2 separate regions of the Homo sapiens genome follow, and region 1 is linked to region 2. A link is a loop called in an ENCODE intact Hi-C map of the cell type or tissue named here. Cell type or tissue: mammary epithelial cell. All regions are shown on one strand.

Evidence for each region. Hi-C counts contacts between places; a loop is a spot of excess contacts. Peaks named below come from ENCODE experiments on the same cell type or tissue, not always from the same donor. Only the 100,000 strongest peaks of a DNase experiment are listed, where the experiment ranks them.
Region 1: a loop joins it to region 2, with 14 times the contacts of the local background. A loop is called at or near these places in 2 of 110 quality-filtered maps.

Annotation. Positions count from the first base shown.
Region 1 is chr12:32,130,415-32,138,414 of GRCh38, reverse strand. All of the region lies in intron 1 of BICD1 (BICD cargo adaptor 1), which reads right to left. Among named protein-coding and RNA genes, the nearest start is that of BICD1-AS1, 27 kb to the right of the region's middle. RefSeq lists enhancers at 3,896-3,955, 3,966-4,125, 5,907-6,408. In mammary epithelial cell, no CTCF peak of the experiment used is centred here; a DNase peak (open chromatin) is centred at 3,794.
Region 2 is chr12:31,327,651-31,335,650 of GRCh38, reverse strand. No RefSeq gene overlaps it. Among named protein-coding and RNA genes, the nearest start is that of SINHCAF, 5.5 kb to the right of the region's middle. In mammary epithelial cell, no CTCF peak of the experiment used is centred here; no DNase peak of the experiment used is centred here; H3K27me3 peaks cover 471 bases.

The DNA of each region.
Region 1 (8,000 bases), 800 kb before region 2:
TGATATCAACTCTATAAACTAAAAATGCACAGCTTGGTGAGTCTGAATGAGTTAATATATTTAAAGCACTTGGAGAACTTCTATCAATACAAGCTTTGAAGTCACACTGCCTGACTGAGATTTTGGTTCCATCGCTAGACAAATTAATTTATCTGTGCTGCAATTTTCTCATCTATGTAAGTGGAAATAATAATAAAAGCCTCTACTTCATAGGCTAATGAGGCATATGCTATCTGGCATATTAAATATCTAGCACAATACCCAGTATGTGGTAGGCAATGAACACAAGCGAGCTATTTTTAAACTTTATATATTTGGCCAGGCACGGTGGCTCACGCCTGTAATCTCAGCACTTTGGGAGGCCAAGGCAGGCGGATTGCCTAAGCTCAGGAGTCCGAGACCAGCTTGGCCAACATAGCAAAACCCTGTCCCTACTAAAAACACCAAAAATTAACCAGGCATGGTGATGCGTGCCTGTAATCCCAGCTACTTGGGAGACTGAGGCAGGAGAATCGCTTGAACCTGGGAGGCGGAGGTTGCAGTGAACTGAGATCGCGCCACTGCACTCCAGCCTAGGAGACAGAAGGAGACTCTGTCTCAAAAAAAAAAAAGTTTTTATATTTGGCCTCCAGTAATGGAGGCCTTTTTACAAAGGGAATCCGAATTAAAACTTGGGTCTCCTGATAAATTTGAGAATACTTTCTACAGCCATGCTGCTGGGAACCATACAAAGGAGGCATTTAATCAAACTGATACGACTAAGTATTATTATGATACAGTAGCAAAAAGTAACAATGGTTGCACATGATGACACTAAATGCCAAAATCTTTACATGATGTCAGAAGATAAGGTCAAGTGCTCCTTCAGAACATATGCCCTACAACACGTTACCTTGTTCTTTTCTGCTATGATTCTCTTTGTAAAAAGTTATATATCTGAGTAATAAATTGCTACACTAAGTATCTGAGAGTACTGCTTTGGGTCACAAAAGCAAAATAATTTGCTTATAAAAACAATTAACCTTAGGCCAGGTGCGGTGGCTCATGCCTGTAATCCCAGCACTTTGAAAGGCCGAGGCAGGCTGATCACTTGAGGCCAGGAGTTCAAGACCAGCCTGGCAAACACGGCAAAACCCTGTCTCTACTAAAAATACAAAAATCAACCAGGTGTGGTGGCGCATGCCTGTAATCCCAGCTACTCAGGTGGCTGGGGCACAAGAATTTCTTGAACCCAGGCAGTGTAGGCTGCAGTGAGCTGAAATCACACCACTGCAATCCAGTCTGGGCAACAGAGCGAGACACTGTCTCAAACAAAACAAAAACAAAAACAACAACAACAAAAAAACCTAACTTAAAAATACTAAATATTCAGTGAAAACTAGAGTCATGCTAAACCAAAACAGTGTTTTAGCTCCAGGTATTAATGGCCACTTCTGGAGCCATAAGCAAAGCTGATAATATAGCTCCTAAATAAAGAACTGGAATATGGTTGGCAAAGAATCACCTTCTTAATTTCTTAAGAATGTTCAACTCTGGCACAAAGTGGACAAGGTGAGTATGGGTGAATATCCTTCTAGAGAGATAAGACTAGAAGACTGAGGATCTACAGAAGGGGATGCCCAGTTATTCTCTCTCCCCCTACTCTCGAAACTCACTCATTAATTCATGTATTTATCAAAATGGCATGTCAATACCCTGAGCAGCCACTCAGGACAGGACTCCTGCATTGCTACAATACCGATCCCCCAGCCTCTCCTCTGCCCCTCAACCTGCCTTAGCTGCTGTCATTTTATCTACACTGGACAGGACCTGTCCATTTCCTGTCTTCCTTCCAATTATGTTTGTCCATGTCTGGACCTGGCTGGTTGTTCCCTGCAGCCCCTTGCTGGTTACCTTACTCTGACAGTGATGCAGCCAGAGGCACTAAAGGGTTAGCCCAAGGGCCCCAGCCCTGCATTTGGCCCATGAAGGGGCTTACGATCCTCGTTTTCTGGGTTTGGGTGATGTTAGAGGAAAGTGCCCCAGCCCAGCACCATTCCTTTTTGCTTCTGGTTTGGAGCTCTAGACCACAGCCTTAGTTCTGGTCAGTTGTTAAGTAATTATTTAACAGTGTGACGTTCAGACCTGCATGACATCTATACAGTGTCCAGTAAAGAAAGAGAAAGCCATGGTCCCTACCTTCAAAAAAGAAAAAATGCCACGTAGGTGCTTGGTGATACAAAGTTGAGTAAGACACACATAATCTGGTGGAGGAAACAGACCTGAAAATCAATAATCACAGAACAGTGGAACATTATAGTTGCCTCAGTCTTTACAGGGGAACACAGAGGAGCACCAGCTAAAGAATGTGTACTTTGGACAAAGTTATATGCCAGGTACTCCTATATATATGATCTAATACAAAAATAAACATCAGTCCTATACTGTTAGATGAAGAAATAGGTTCCAAGATTTAAGAGGCAGAACTGAGAATGCAAGTCCTGCGCTATCATCCTCCACACGCCTCTCCTTTGTCCCTCTCCACCTTCCTTCCCCCTTTATTTTCCTTTCCTAGAAGGGAAGGAGGGTGTCAGCATCTCAATCAAAAGTCAAAACTCACATGTCAACAGGTAAGTGACAGATGATGTAAATGAGGGAAGAACAGAGATAGTGAGATAACTCAGATGAGATGGAATGGTGGGGACTCTGGTGAATTAGAGATTCACGCTCTTTCTAAAAGAAAGGTGAAGGTTCATGCCTGTAATTCCAGCACTTTGGGATGTAAAGGCAGAAGATCGCTTGAGGCAAGGAATTTGAGACCAGGCCAGCCAATATAGTGAAGTGTTGTCTCTACAATAAATTTAAAAATTAGCCAGGTGTGGTGATGCACACCTGTAGTCCCAGGTACTCAGGAGGCTGAGATGTAAGGATCACTTAAACCCAGCAGGTCTAGGCTGCAGTGAGCTGTGTTTGTCTCACTGCACTCCAGCCTAGGTGACAGCGCAAGAGACCCTGTCTCAAAAAAAAAAAAAAAAAAAAAAAAAAAAAAGCCACGCATGGTGGCTCATGCCTGTAATCCCGGCACTTTGGGAGGCCGAGGCAGGCGGATCACCTGAGGTCACAAGTTCAAGACCAGCCTGGCCAACATGGTGAAAGCCCATCTCTACTAAAAATATAAAATTAGCCAGGCATGGTGGCATGCACCTGTAATCCCAGCTACTCAGGAGGCTGAGGCAGGAGAATGGCTTGAACCTGGGAGATGGAGGTTGCAATGAACTGAGACCACACCACTGCACTCCAGCCTGGGTGACACAGTGAGACTCCGTCTCATAAAAAAAAAAAATAAAGGAGGGGAGCGGGGAAGGGGAGGGGAGGGGAATGGAGGGGAGGAGGGGGAGAGGAGAGGAGAGGAGGACTCATTCACCTCTAGCCCTCTGATGCCACACAGAAATGTGGGCCCAAGGCTCTGTGAAATCTTCCAGTTTTTTGAGACTGGCCTGAAATCCTGTTTATGTGATTCTGTTTCTTGAAAAAAGCAGCTCCCTAAATCAAAATGTTTATCAATCACCAAGCCTGACTGTGGCCACGGGATATCAGCTTGCAATATCTGCTGTAGACCAAAGGTGGCCAGGCTTGTCGGCATTGCTCCCGACACTATGGTGTTTCACTTAGAAAGTTTAACAACCACACAGTCATCGCAAAACAAACCACAGGACTGGTGCCACTACTGTTATCAAGACTTTATTCTAATTCTGAGGTATTAAGGAGAGAGGCACACAATGACAGAGTCGCGGTGCTGAAAACACCTGACTCACTTCCTTGACATCCCTACCAAGTAGCTTTTTGGCTCTGCTTAAGCATCATGATGAGCCAACAGGGAAGTCTCTCTCTCCTCAGATGGCCTGCTCACTTTCACTCTGCTCTTAGACATTAGAGAAGGTCTTTTTTTATATTAAGTTGACCTCTGTATCCCTGTATCTGCCACCCATTGGTCTCTGGACCACTTTACCTAGAACACAATATCCCAGGAGCAAGAAACCAACGTTATCATCACATTACAAACAGTGTTTCTGTTCATACAAAGATCATATCAGCTTTTTACTTGGACTAGCACACTTGCCTCCCTGGCCCTCGGGGACCATAGCATGATCTAGCAGTGCCAGTGAGTTAACAAAGGCTTACCAAGTTCCATGGTAGGGCACAGGGAGAGCTGTTATTTCCATCAGTCACATGTTTTACTTTAATTCTAGCTCAAGAATATATTTATGCCCCAGTCTCCATGTTCCTAATCTACAGTGCACAACTGCTTCCTATAAATAATTATTTTAACTTTGGTTTAAAAAGTACTGGCATCCAGCCAGGCACAGTGGCTCAGGCCTGTAATCCCAGCACTTTGGGAGGCCGAGGTGGGTGGATCACCAGGTCAGGAGATCAAGACCATCCTGGCCAACACAGTGAAACCCCGTCTCTACTAAAAATACAAAAAATTAGCCAGGCGTGGTGGCAGGCGCCTGTAGTCCCAGCTACTCAAGAGGCTGAGGCAGAAGAATGGCGTGAACCCGGGAGGCGGAGGTTGCAGTGATCAGAGATCGTACCACTGCACTCCAGCCTGGGGGACAGAGCAAGACTCCATCTCAAAAAAAAAAAAAAAGAACTGGCATCCATTTCAGAAACTGGATAAAGTTGGTTTCACAGAATGTTAAAAAGTATCCATGGCTAGTTTGTTTGACTTTATAGGAATAAAAATGACTTAACAGTTTAGCTTTATAACAGAAACTAAGAAATATGGCTCCACACTTAATATGCATCATGAAAGGTAGCCAACTTAGGTCCAGTAAATTACATCATAGAGCATTATAACTATAGAATGCTGCTTGTTTTTCTGGCAAAGTCATGAATCCCTTCCAAATGAGAAACATTTTGGCAGACTCATCTTTTTTTTTTTTCCCAGATGGAGTCTTGTTCTGTCGCCCAGGCTGGCTTGCAGTGGCACGATCTTGGCTCACTGCAACCTCTACCTCCCAGGTTCAAGTGATTCTTGTGCCTCAACCTCCCGAGTAGCTAGGATTACAGGTGTGCACCACCATACCCGGCTAATTTTTGCATTTTTAGTAGAGATGGGGTTTCACCATGTTGGTCAGGCTGGTCTCAAACTCCTGACCTCAGGTGATCCACCTGACTCAGCCTCCCAAAGTGCTGGGATTACAGGCATGAGCCACCCCGCCTGGCCAGGAGACTCATCTTAAAATTATTTTTCAGACAAAGTATCAATATTGGTATCCACAAGAATTTTCAAATTCAAATAAGCAAATATTTCGTCTCCTAAATTTAAGTGTGAAATATTATTTTATTCCTTTTTATATCTCCTTATCATATGATTTCTTTACATTCTTCCTAGCTCCTTATAAGAAACCTAGGAGCCATCCTGATTTCTCCACCTTCTTTTGCCTCCCATATTTAATTAATTAGCAAATCTTTCAACATATACCCTGAATCAGATCACTTCTTACCCTCAAGTAGATTCTCTCTCAGTCTAAGCCACCATCATCTCTTACCTGAACTACTGCAATAGCCTCCTAACTTGGCTCACTCTTCCACTGTCTGCAAGGAATAACCAGAGTGATCTTTTAAAAACATGTATGAAATCACATCACTCAGGCGGCTTAAAATAAAATCCAGACTTCTCACCAGGGCTCAGAGAACCTGCTTGCTGACTCCCTCTCCACTGCCCCTCTCACATTCCCCCTCCCCAACAACTGCCACACTGGAGTCTTTTGGGGTCCTGGTTGAAGGCAGTACTGCCCCCTTGGCGTTGGGGCGGGCAGTGGGTGTCTAGAATGTGTGACTGTTTTTGTAATGACAGTGACTAGGGATGCTAACCGTCCCGCATTGAGCCACACAGTCCCACAGTGCACAGCACAGTTCCGAGCCGCAAAGGCTTGCAGTACCCAAAATGCCATTTGCCATTTTCACAAAAACCCAGTTCATTCTCATCTCAAGATCTTTTTTTTTTTTTTTTTGAGACAGAGTCTCGCTCTGTCGCCTAGGCTGCAGTGCAGTGGCACAATCTCGGTTCACTGCAACCTCCGCCTCCCGGGTTCAAGCAATTCTCCTGCCTCAGCCTCCTGAGTAGCTGGGATTACAAGCGCCTGCCACCACACCCAGCTAATTTTTGTATTTTTAGTAGAGACAGGTTTTCACCATATTGGTCAAGCTGGTCTCGAACTCCTGACCTCATGATCTGCCCACCTTGGCCTCCCAAACAGCTGGGATTACAGGTGTGAGCCACAGTGCCCAGCCCCCATCTCAAGATCTTTACACTTACTGTTACTTTTGACCCAGGAACTGAAATATTTTCCCATCTTGCTCAAATATTTTCCCACCTTGCTCCTTCTGACCACTTGGGATTCAGCTCCAACATCATCTCCTCTGAAAGGCCATGCCTGGCCCTCATTTCTCAAATAGCCACCCCAGCCAGCACCCCCGCCAGTCTTGTTATTCCTCCACCTTGCTTTATTTAGTTTTTAGCACATATCACCCTGTAAAATTATGCATTTACTTGCTTAAGCTTTTGTTGCCTTTCTCCCCCACAAGTGTGTCAACCCGCTGAGGGCAGGAACTTTGTACCCTGGCACCTAACAATGGCTGGGGTATACCAAGCGTTTAGTCATCAGATATGCAGTGGATAAATGTCTCCATAATTTTTCTTATTTACGATCAGGAATTTTTTTAAATCTTCAATTTGGGAGTGCAGTGTCTCGTAGTTATCATTTCTAGTTATTTTTTCCTACACCAAGTTCCCCTTTTTGTGCAACAGAGTTGTTTTACATTCCACAATTTTTATTTTTGCAGAGGACAGAGAGGTGATGGTAAACTTAAAATATCCCAAATCACCATGCAACTGTTTCACAAAATGTGAAGGAGGGCTTTTTATGAACACAGTATTTTTGTAAGCCTCAGAGTAAATGTGTAAATTCTGGCTAACTGACCAGTAAAGCTATGGTAGGACCACTTCTGGGGGCAATAATCATCCGATGAGAGAGCAGCTCCCTTTACTGGAGCCACCGAAATAGAAAATGAGCACCACCTTTTGTCAAAAAGGCTCACAAATCTTTTCAAGACCGAGAAGAGCTGAAATATACGGCAACAGAAAAATAATTTTTTTAAAAAAATCACACTTTGAAAGCACTAAATCCAAAGTTCAAACCAGGTCTAGAAGTGAATTAGAGATAAGTGATAAGGGGGATGTATAGGCTTACAACTGGACTTTAAAATATGATTTTATTTAAATGTCACGGAGCAGCCTGGCGTGGTGACTCACACCTGTAATCCCAGCACTTTGGGAGGCTGAGGCGGGCAGATCACCTGAGGTCAGGAGTTCGAGACCAGCCTGGCCAACATGACGAAACCCCGTCTCTACTAAAAATACAAAAATTAGCCGGGAATGGTGGTGCATGCCTATAGTCCCAGCTTGAGAGGCTAAGGCAGGAGAATTGCTTGAACCCGAAAGGCAGAGGTTGCAGTGAGCTGAGATCACACCACTGAACTCCAACCTGGGCGACAGAAATAGACTCCATCTAAATAAATAAATACATAAATGTCAAGGAGCATTATTTATTTAACTATATAGAAGCCTGGAAAGATATGTTAAAAAAAGAATGAGCATACTTCGATTACTTTTATGTTCCACACACATATGATCTATGCTCAAACAGGGTCTAAATGAGATACTAGATGTTAAACAGTGCTTCTCTCTAACGAGTGGTATTTGGGAACTGACATACAATCACCTATGGCTTCTGTGAGACTGCTGGGCCCAAGCACTGTATGCATTTTAGATCTTAATACAGACTGCCAATCCACGTTCTCAAAGTTCACAGCAATTCACACTTCTACCTCTACACACTTTCCGACACTGTATATTATCATTATTTAAAAATTTTGGGGCCGGGCGTGGTGGCTCACGCCTGTAATCCCAGCACTTTGGGAGGCTGAGGCAGGCAGATCACGAGGTCAGGAGA
Region 2 (8,000 bases):
AAAGTGCTGGGATTACAGGTATGAGCCACCGTGCCCTGCCTGCAAATTGCTTTTTATCCATTTAATATGTTGTGACTATCTTTCTATGTCAGCATATATAAAGCAGACTTATTCTCTGTAACAGTGGTATAGAATTCCATTTAGGTGTTCCATCATTTAAAAAGTGGTCAATTCAATTTACATTAAAATAATGCATTAAGTGGCCAGGTGCGGTGGCTCACACCTATAATCCCGGCACTTTGGGAGGCCAAGGTGGGTGGATCATGAGGTCAGGAGATTGAGACCATCCTGGCTAACATGGTGAAACCCGTCTCTATTAAACAAAATACAAAAATTAGCCAGGCGTGGTGGTGGGCACCTGTAGTCCTGGCTACTTGGGAGGCTGAGGAACCCGGGAGGGGGAGCTTGCAGTGAGCCGAGATGGTGCCACTGCACTCCAGCCTGGGAGACAGAGCAAGACTCCATCTCAAAAAAACCCAATAATAACAATAATAATGCATTAAGTTACAAAGTTTAGAAACAATTTTATTATTCTAAAACTATTATGAATAAAGTTCAGCATCTTCTTTTTTTTTTTTTTTTTGAGACAGAGTCTTACTCTGTCTCCAGGCTGGAGTGCAGTGGTGTAATCTCAGCTCACTACAACCTCTGCCTCCTGGGTTCAAGCAATTCTCCTGCCTCAGCCTCCCAAGTAGCTGGGACTACAGGCGTGTACCACCACGCCCAGCTAATTTTTGTATTTTTAGTGGAGACGGGGTTTCACCATGTTGGCCAGGATAGTCTCGATCTCTTGACCTCGTGATCTGCCTGCCTCAGCCTCCGAAAGTGCTGGGATTACAGGTGTGAGCCACTGCGCCTGGCCAAAACTATTATGAATAAAGTCCAGATCTTCTTACATGTTTATTTCCATTTACATTCTTTTGGGTAAACTAATTTCACTGATACTTTATCACTTCTACTTTACTGATATTAAGAAAGTATTGGGTCTGGTGTGGTGGCTCACAACTGTAATCCCAGCATTTGGGAGGCCGAGGCAGGAGGATTGCTTGAGCCCCAGGATTTCAGGACCAGCCTAGTCAGCATGGGAAAACCTGTTTCTACAAAATATACAAAAATTAGCCTGGCATGGTGGGACACACCTGTAGTCCCAGCTACTCCAGAGGCTGAGGTGGAAGGGTCACTTGAGGCTGGGAGGCAGAGGCTGCAGTGAGCCGAGGTCACACCACTGTACTCCAGCCTGGGCGACAGAGCAAGACTCTGTCTCAAACAACAACAACAACAAAGAAATTATCCCCTTATCTTGCAGTGTTTTTGTTTTTTTTTTTTAATAGTTTGACTTTTTGGTCTTTATATGGTATTTTCTCCTATTTTACAAATTTTATATTTTTATGTAGTTAAATTTATTAATCTTTCAAGTCCTTTGAGTTCCCTCACTCCATGCTAAAAACATTATTTGATATAAATATTTAATTTTTGAGACAGGGTGTCGCCATGTTGCCCAAGCTGGCCTTGCACTCGTGGGCTCAAACCATCCTCTCACCTCAGCCTCCTGAGTAGCTGGGACTACAGGCATGTGCCACCACACCCAGATAATTTTTGGATTTTTTGTAGAGATGGCATTTTGTCATGTTGCCCAGGCTGGTCTTGAACACCTGAACTCTAGTGATCTGCCTGCCTTGGCCTCCCAAAGTGCTGGGATTACAGGTGTGAGCCACCATGCCTGGCTGAAAGTTTTTAAATTAACTGTCAGCAATATATTAAGTTCTCCTGGCCAGGCATGGTGGCTCACACTTGTAATCCGAAGACTTTGGGAGGCTGAGGTGGGAGGGTTGCTTGAGGCCAGGAGTTGGAAACCAGCCTGGGCAACATAGCAAGATCCCATCTCTACAAAAAAATATAATAATAATTAGCTGGGTGTGGTGGTGCATGCCTTTAGTCCCAGCTATTCTGGAGGCTAAGTCAGAAGGACCACTTGAGCCGAGGAATTAGAGGCTGCAGTGAGCTATGATTGTGCCACTGCAGTCCAGCCTGGGTGACAGGGTGAGATGTTGTCACTAAAAAAAATTAAATCAATAAGTAAGTTCTTCCAGATTCCTCAATATTTTATCACCAAAGCTTTTAGAAATGGCAATGCAGCATGTCTCTTTGACTATTATGTGTCCACTCATTCACTTGTTCATCATCTGTTGATGATGTAGCATGCTTGCCTTTAGTGATGCCTTGAATAGTTAGAACAGTGGGTTTTCCAGGAAGTGAACTCTATGTCTGGGGGATCAGCTTCTTTTTTTCTTTCTTCTTCTTCTCCTTCTCCTTCTTCTTCTTCCACTTCTTCTTCTTCTTTTTTTTTTCTTTTTTTTTTTTTTTTTTGAAACAGAGTCTTGCTCTGTCACCCAGGCTGAAGTGTGGTGGTGCTATCATAGGTCACTGCAACCTCAAACCCCTGGTCTCAAGCGATTCTCTTCCTTGGCCTCCCAAAGTGTTGAGATTACAAGCCTGAGACATTGCACCTGGCCTGGGGATAGCGGTGGGGATCAACTTCTTATTGACATTTAGAAAACTAAATTTTGGTAGAAGAAACATACATTGATTAAACCATTTGTAACCTAATTATAGGGGTTCATCTCTGAGGTATGCTTTTGGCATGCAATTACGTCCAACTCCGATGTAACTTCCAAATTCACAGGGCTTAAATCTCTGTCTCCAACACCTGATACCATCTTTTCCCTCAAACAGGACTCATTTGCAATCTTTTATTCTGACTTTTATTTAGTCAAAGACACATTTTTTTCTCTTAGTCTTGTCTTTTTCTAACACCCGTTGTTCCTGAAGTTGCCACTGGTTCAACACTCTTTCCCTCTCTCCCACTTCTCCATCGAATCCTACTAATATCTCAATGTCACTTCCTCAAAGAAGCCTTCTCTTACCTCCAGATTAGATCTGATCCCCTTGCCATACATGGTTAAGTCCCTGGTACTTACTTTTTTTTTCTTTTATTTCTCACACTTTATTCTGTGGCCACAGTGATGTAAACACCTCATGACCTTGAGACATTATTGATGGTATCACTAGTCTATTCCGTGCAATCAAAGATTCATAAAATTCAACAGGAGTTCAGAGAGGTTAGCTAGCTTCATATTGTAAGTAATGCAATTCATTGAATGAATTTTTAAAAGCATTATCTTGATTTTATCTGTTTGTTTAGTGATGAGGAGCTGCCTTTGGAAGTATCCTGAACCATCCTTGGACTATTTGTATGTCTGGGAAATTTTATCATGTTTAGCATCATTCTTTTGATTTTCAAGACTAATTTTGTTCCAAAGGATAAAACAAGTCCATCCCTCTACTAAGGACAATCCTTCAGATAGTCAAAGATTGCCCTCTTACTCAATCGAAACACAGCCTTCCTTCTATTATTGCTTTTATGCTATGGTTTCCATCCTTCCTCATTGTCCTGATTTACCCTACTGTGAACTCATTCTAGTTTTTCAATATTCTTCTTAACGAAAAATTATTTTTGTTACTGGTAATTTTATTTTTTAAAAGCATGCTGGCCGGGTGCAGTGGCTCATGCCTGTAATCCCAGCACTTTGGGAGGCCGAGGCGGGCGAATCACCAGAGGTCAGGAGTTTGAGACCAGCCTGGCCAACACGGTGAAACCCTGTCTCTATTAAAAACACAAAAATTAGCAGGGCGCAAAAATTAGGGGTGCGCGCCTGTAGTCCCAGCTACTCGGGAGGCTGAGGCAGGAGAATCGCTTGGACCTGGGAGGCAGAGCTTACAGTGAGCCAAGATCATGCCATTGCACTCCAGCCTGGGCAACAAGAGCAAAACTCTGTCTCAAAAATAAATAAATATATAAATATAAATAAATAAATAAAATCATGCTGTTCAAATGTCATAAGATACTATTATAAAACAAGATTTCTATAAGTTCAGGATACTCTAAGAATAAGTTTTTGATAATTCTTTAAGCTTTTATGTCCAGAAATTTGAAAAGTTAATTTTGATTAAGTAATAAATAACTTTTTCTGGCAGCTGTCGACACTTGTTGGAGGATTGGGGTAACTTAGATGGCATAATCCAGGCTATACCTTCGAGTGTAAACTTATCTGCCTTGCTCTGACGGCTTGCTATTTGAACTTCAAAGAGATTTAAACAAATTATTAAAACACTGTACTTGTTTTGTTGTGAGAAAAAGAGGAACCAAACCCTATGCTTAATAATAATCATCAGCTCTTTCCTGGGTTTGGCAAACATGTTTTCATGTGGTTGGTACCAGCCGCTGATGAGGGTATCTGCCTTTATTTTAAAAACAATCATTAGTTTGTCATTACAAACATGACTAAATTGCTAGCAATGTCCTTCATAATCAAGCAAGATTTGTCCTCTTCTACAATCCTTTATATATAATTTATCCTCCATTCCAAGAATATTAAATTCTAAAGTGGCTGACAATAAATCTCAAAAGAAGGCAACACATTCTACGGAAGAAAAAGGAGCAAATAAAATAGAATTATATAGAAATGAATTAGAGAGGCTTGAGCCCCTCAAGTTCTGAAATGATTTCACTATCTGGCACATAGTGATGATCATTAAATGTTTGCTAAAGGAATAAAAATTCAAGCGTTAGGGATAATTCTACAGCGAGACATACATTATAAGAAAGTAGTTAGCTTTCAACTTCAAAATGTTTGAAAACTACTTATGAGTTCAACATAGCATTGTAGTCATTAAAAAATACTCAGGGCAGGGTGTGGTGGCTCACGCCTGTAATCCTAGCACTTTGGGAGGCCAAGGTGGGTGAATTACCTGAGGTCGGGAGTTTGAGACCAGCCTAACCAACTATGGAGAAACCCCATCTCTACTAAAAATACAAAATTAGCCGGGCATGCAGGCTCATGCCTGTAATCCCAGCTACTCGGAAGGCTGAGGCAGGAGAATCGCTTGAACCCGGGAGGTGGAGGTTGTGGTGAGCCAAGATCGTGCCATTGCACTCTAGCCTGGGCAACAAGAGCAAAACTCCTTCTCAAAAAAAACAAACAAAAACAAAACAAAACAAAATCCGCAGATATTTTCCTAGCATGATGTAATTCAATCTCTTGTAATACAAATTGATATATTATAAATTACTTCTTGTATTTCCTTCTTTCCTTTTTCACGTTGAAAAATTCACTTGGGCAATTTAGGTAGTAGTAGTTAAAAGTAACCCATACATGAGCTATTGGGCCTGGGTAGGGCCATCCATAATGACATGTTCAAGCAACAAACTGGACAAAAGAACCTTCGGAATGCACTTGGTTGTTCAAAAATAGCAGGTGGTTGCTTTAAAAAAAAAGACTATGGAATTCCGATTTTTCTTTGAGAATTTTGTTTATTGCAATAGGATTATCAAAGAAAAATTAAAAAGTAATAAAAAATTTTAAAAAAGAATTTTGTAGCTACCCTTCCTAAAAAACTTACCCAGATTACTTCTTGACCTATACTTTGAGAGCAGAGGAAGTCTGGCTACATTAACTCAGTAGCTCTGCAACTTCTAGGTACTTTTTTACCTGAACGGTGTATCCTAAGTACTGTAATTCCTGCATTGCTTGCACATTTGCGTTTATTATTCCATCCCTGTATTACAATAAAATTTTTTTTTTTTTTGAGATGGAATCTTGCCCTGTTACCCAGGCTGGAGTGCAGTGGCGTGATCTCGGCTCACTGCAACCTCTGCCTCCCGGATTCAAGCAATTCTCCTGCCTCAGCCTCCCAAGTAGCTGGGATTACAGGCACGTGCCACCATGCCCGGCTAATTTTTTTGTATTTTTAGTAGAGACGAGGTTTCACCATATTGGCCAGGCTGGTCTCAAACTCCTGACCTTGTGATCCACCCACCTCGACCTCCCAAAATGCTGGGATTACAGGCAGGAGCCACCGCGTCCGGCCACAATAAATATTCTTTACATAAACTTTCAAGAGAAAAAGCATTCAAGGTACGTGTGTGTGTGTGTACACACTTACATATATGTATATATATACTCCTGTAAACCATAATTGGAGTTTAAAAAATATTATTATGGTATTTACAATTTTCTTTCTTTTCTTTTCTTTTTTTTTTGAGATGGAGTCTCGCTCTGTCACCCAGGTTGGAGTGCAGTGGTGTGATTTCAGCTCACTGCAACCTCTGCCTCCTGGGTTCAATCGATTCTCCTGCCTCAGCCTCCCAAGTAGCTAGGACTACAGGCGTGCACCACCATGCCCGGCTAATTTTTTGTATTTTTAGTAGAGACGGGGTTTCACCATGCTGTCCAGACTGGTCTCAAACTCCTGACCTTGTGATCCACCCGCTTCATCCTCCCAAAGTGCTGGGATTACAGGCATAAGCCACCGCGCCTGGCCAGTATTTGCAGTTTTCATACCTTCAGAGGCATATAATAATTTGAAATTATTTTTGGAAGATCTGTCATAAGCCAAATAAATATTTGAGACAACCCAGGACAATTGTTAAAATTCTCTTTAGAAAGAAGGCAGAAATTTATGATTAGGGTCCAATTTGCCACCAGTGGAACACAGAAACAGCTATTAAGCTTATTCATTTTTATTGTCATAAGGACAGGGCTGGCATATCAACCAATGTGACCACTATAACTTCCAAACTCATTTTAGGTCAAATGCAAAAATTGTAAACTAAAGTTCTGATTAGCGATAAACCTGTAAGAACCTTGAAAATGTCCATTAATTTTTTAAAATTATATTTATATATTTATTATTATTATTATTATTTTGAGACAGAGTTTAGCTCTTGTTGCCCAGGCTGGAGTGCAATGGCTTGATCTCTCGGCTCACCACAACCTCTGTCTCCTGGATTCAAGGGATTCTCCTGCCTCAGCCTCCCAAGTAGCTAGGATTATAGGCATGTGCCACCACGCCCGGCTAATTTTGCATTTTTGGTAGAGACGGGGTTTCTCCATGTTGGTCAGGCTGCTCTCAAACTCCCTACCTCAGGTAATTCACCCACATTGGCCTCCCAAAGTGCTGTGATTACAGGCGTGAGGCACTTCGCCTGGCCATTATTATTATTTTTTGAGACAAGAGTTTCACTCCGTCACCCAGGCTGGAGTGCAGTAGTGCGATTTCGGCTCACTGCAACCTCAGCCTCCCAGATTGAAGTGATTCTTGTGCCTTAGCCTCCCAAGTAGCTGGAATTACAGGTCTGTGCGAAAATGCCCAGCTAATTTATATATTTATTATATATATATATATATATTTTTTTTTTTTTTTTGAGACAGAGTCTTGCTCTATTGTCCAGGCTGGAGTGCAGTGGCGTGATCTTGGCTCACTGCAACCTCCGCCTCTCGGGTTCAGGCAATTCTCCTGCCTCAGCCTCCTGAGTAGCTAGGATTACAGGCATGTGCCACCACATCTCAGCCTCTCGAGTTGCAGGGATTACAGGTGAGTGCCACCATGCCCCACTAATTTTTGTATTTTTAGTAGAGACAGGGTTTCACTATGTTGGCCAGGCTGGTCTTGAACTCCTGACCTCAGGTGATCCACTTGCCTTGGCTTCCCAAAGTGCTGGGATTACAGGGGTGAGCCACCATGCCCGGCTAATTTTTATATTTTTAGCAGAGGCAGGTTTTCACCATGTTGGCCAGGCTGGTCTCGAACTCCTGACCTCATGTGATCTGCCTGCCTTGGCCTCCCAAAGTGCTAGGATTACAGGTGTGAGGCGCTGTGCCCAGCCGTTTATTACATTAAAAAAAAATTTTCCTAGCCAACTAATGCATGCAAGATGTCAGTATATATTATCTGATGTGCACTGTGTCAGGCACTGGAATACAAAGATGGGTAAGAAAGGCATAAAATCCTTGTCTTTAAGGAGCTCATATTTTAATGAGAGGTGTCCTTTTTCTTTCTGTTTTTTGTTTTTGTTTTTGTTTTTGTTTTGAGACAGTCTTGCTCTGTCGCCCAGGCTGGGGTGCAGTGGCGCAATCTCTGCTCACTGCAACCTCCGCCTC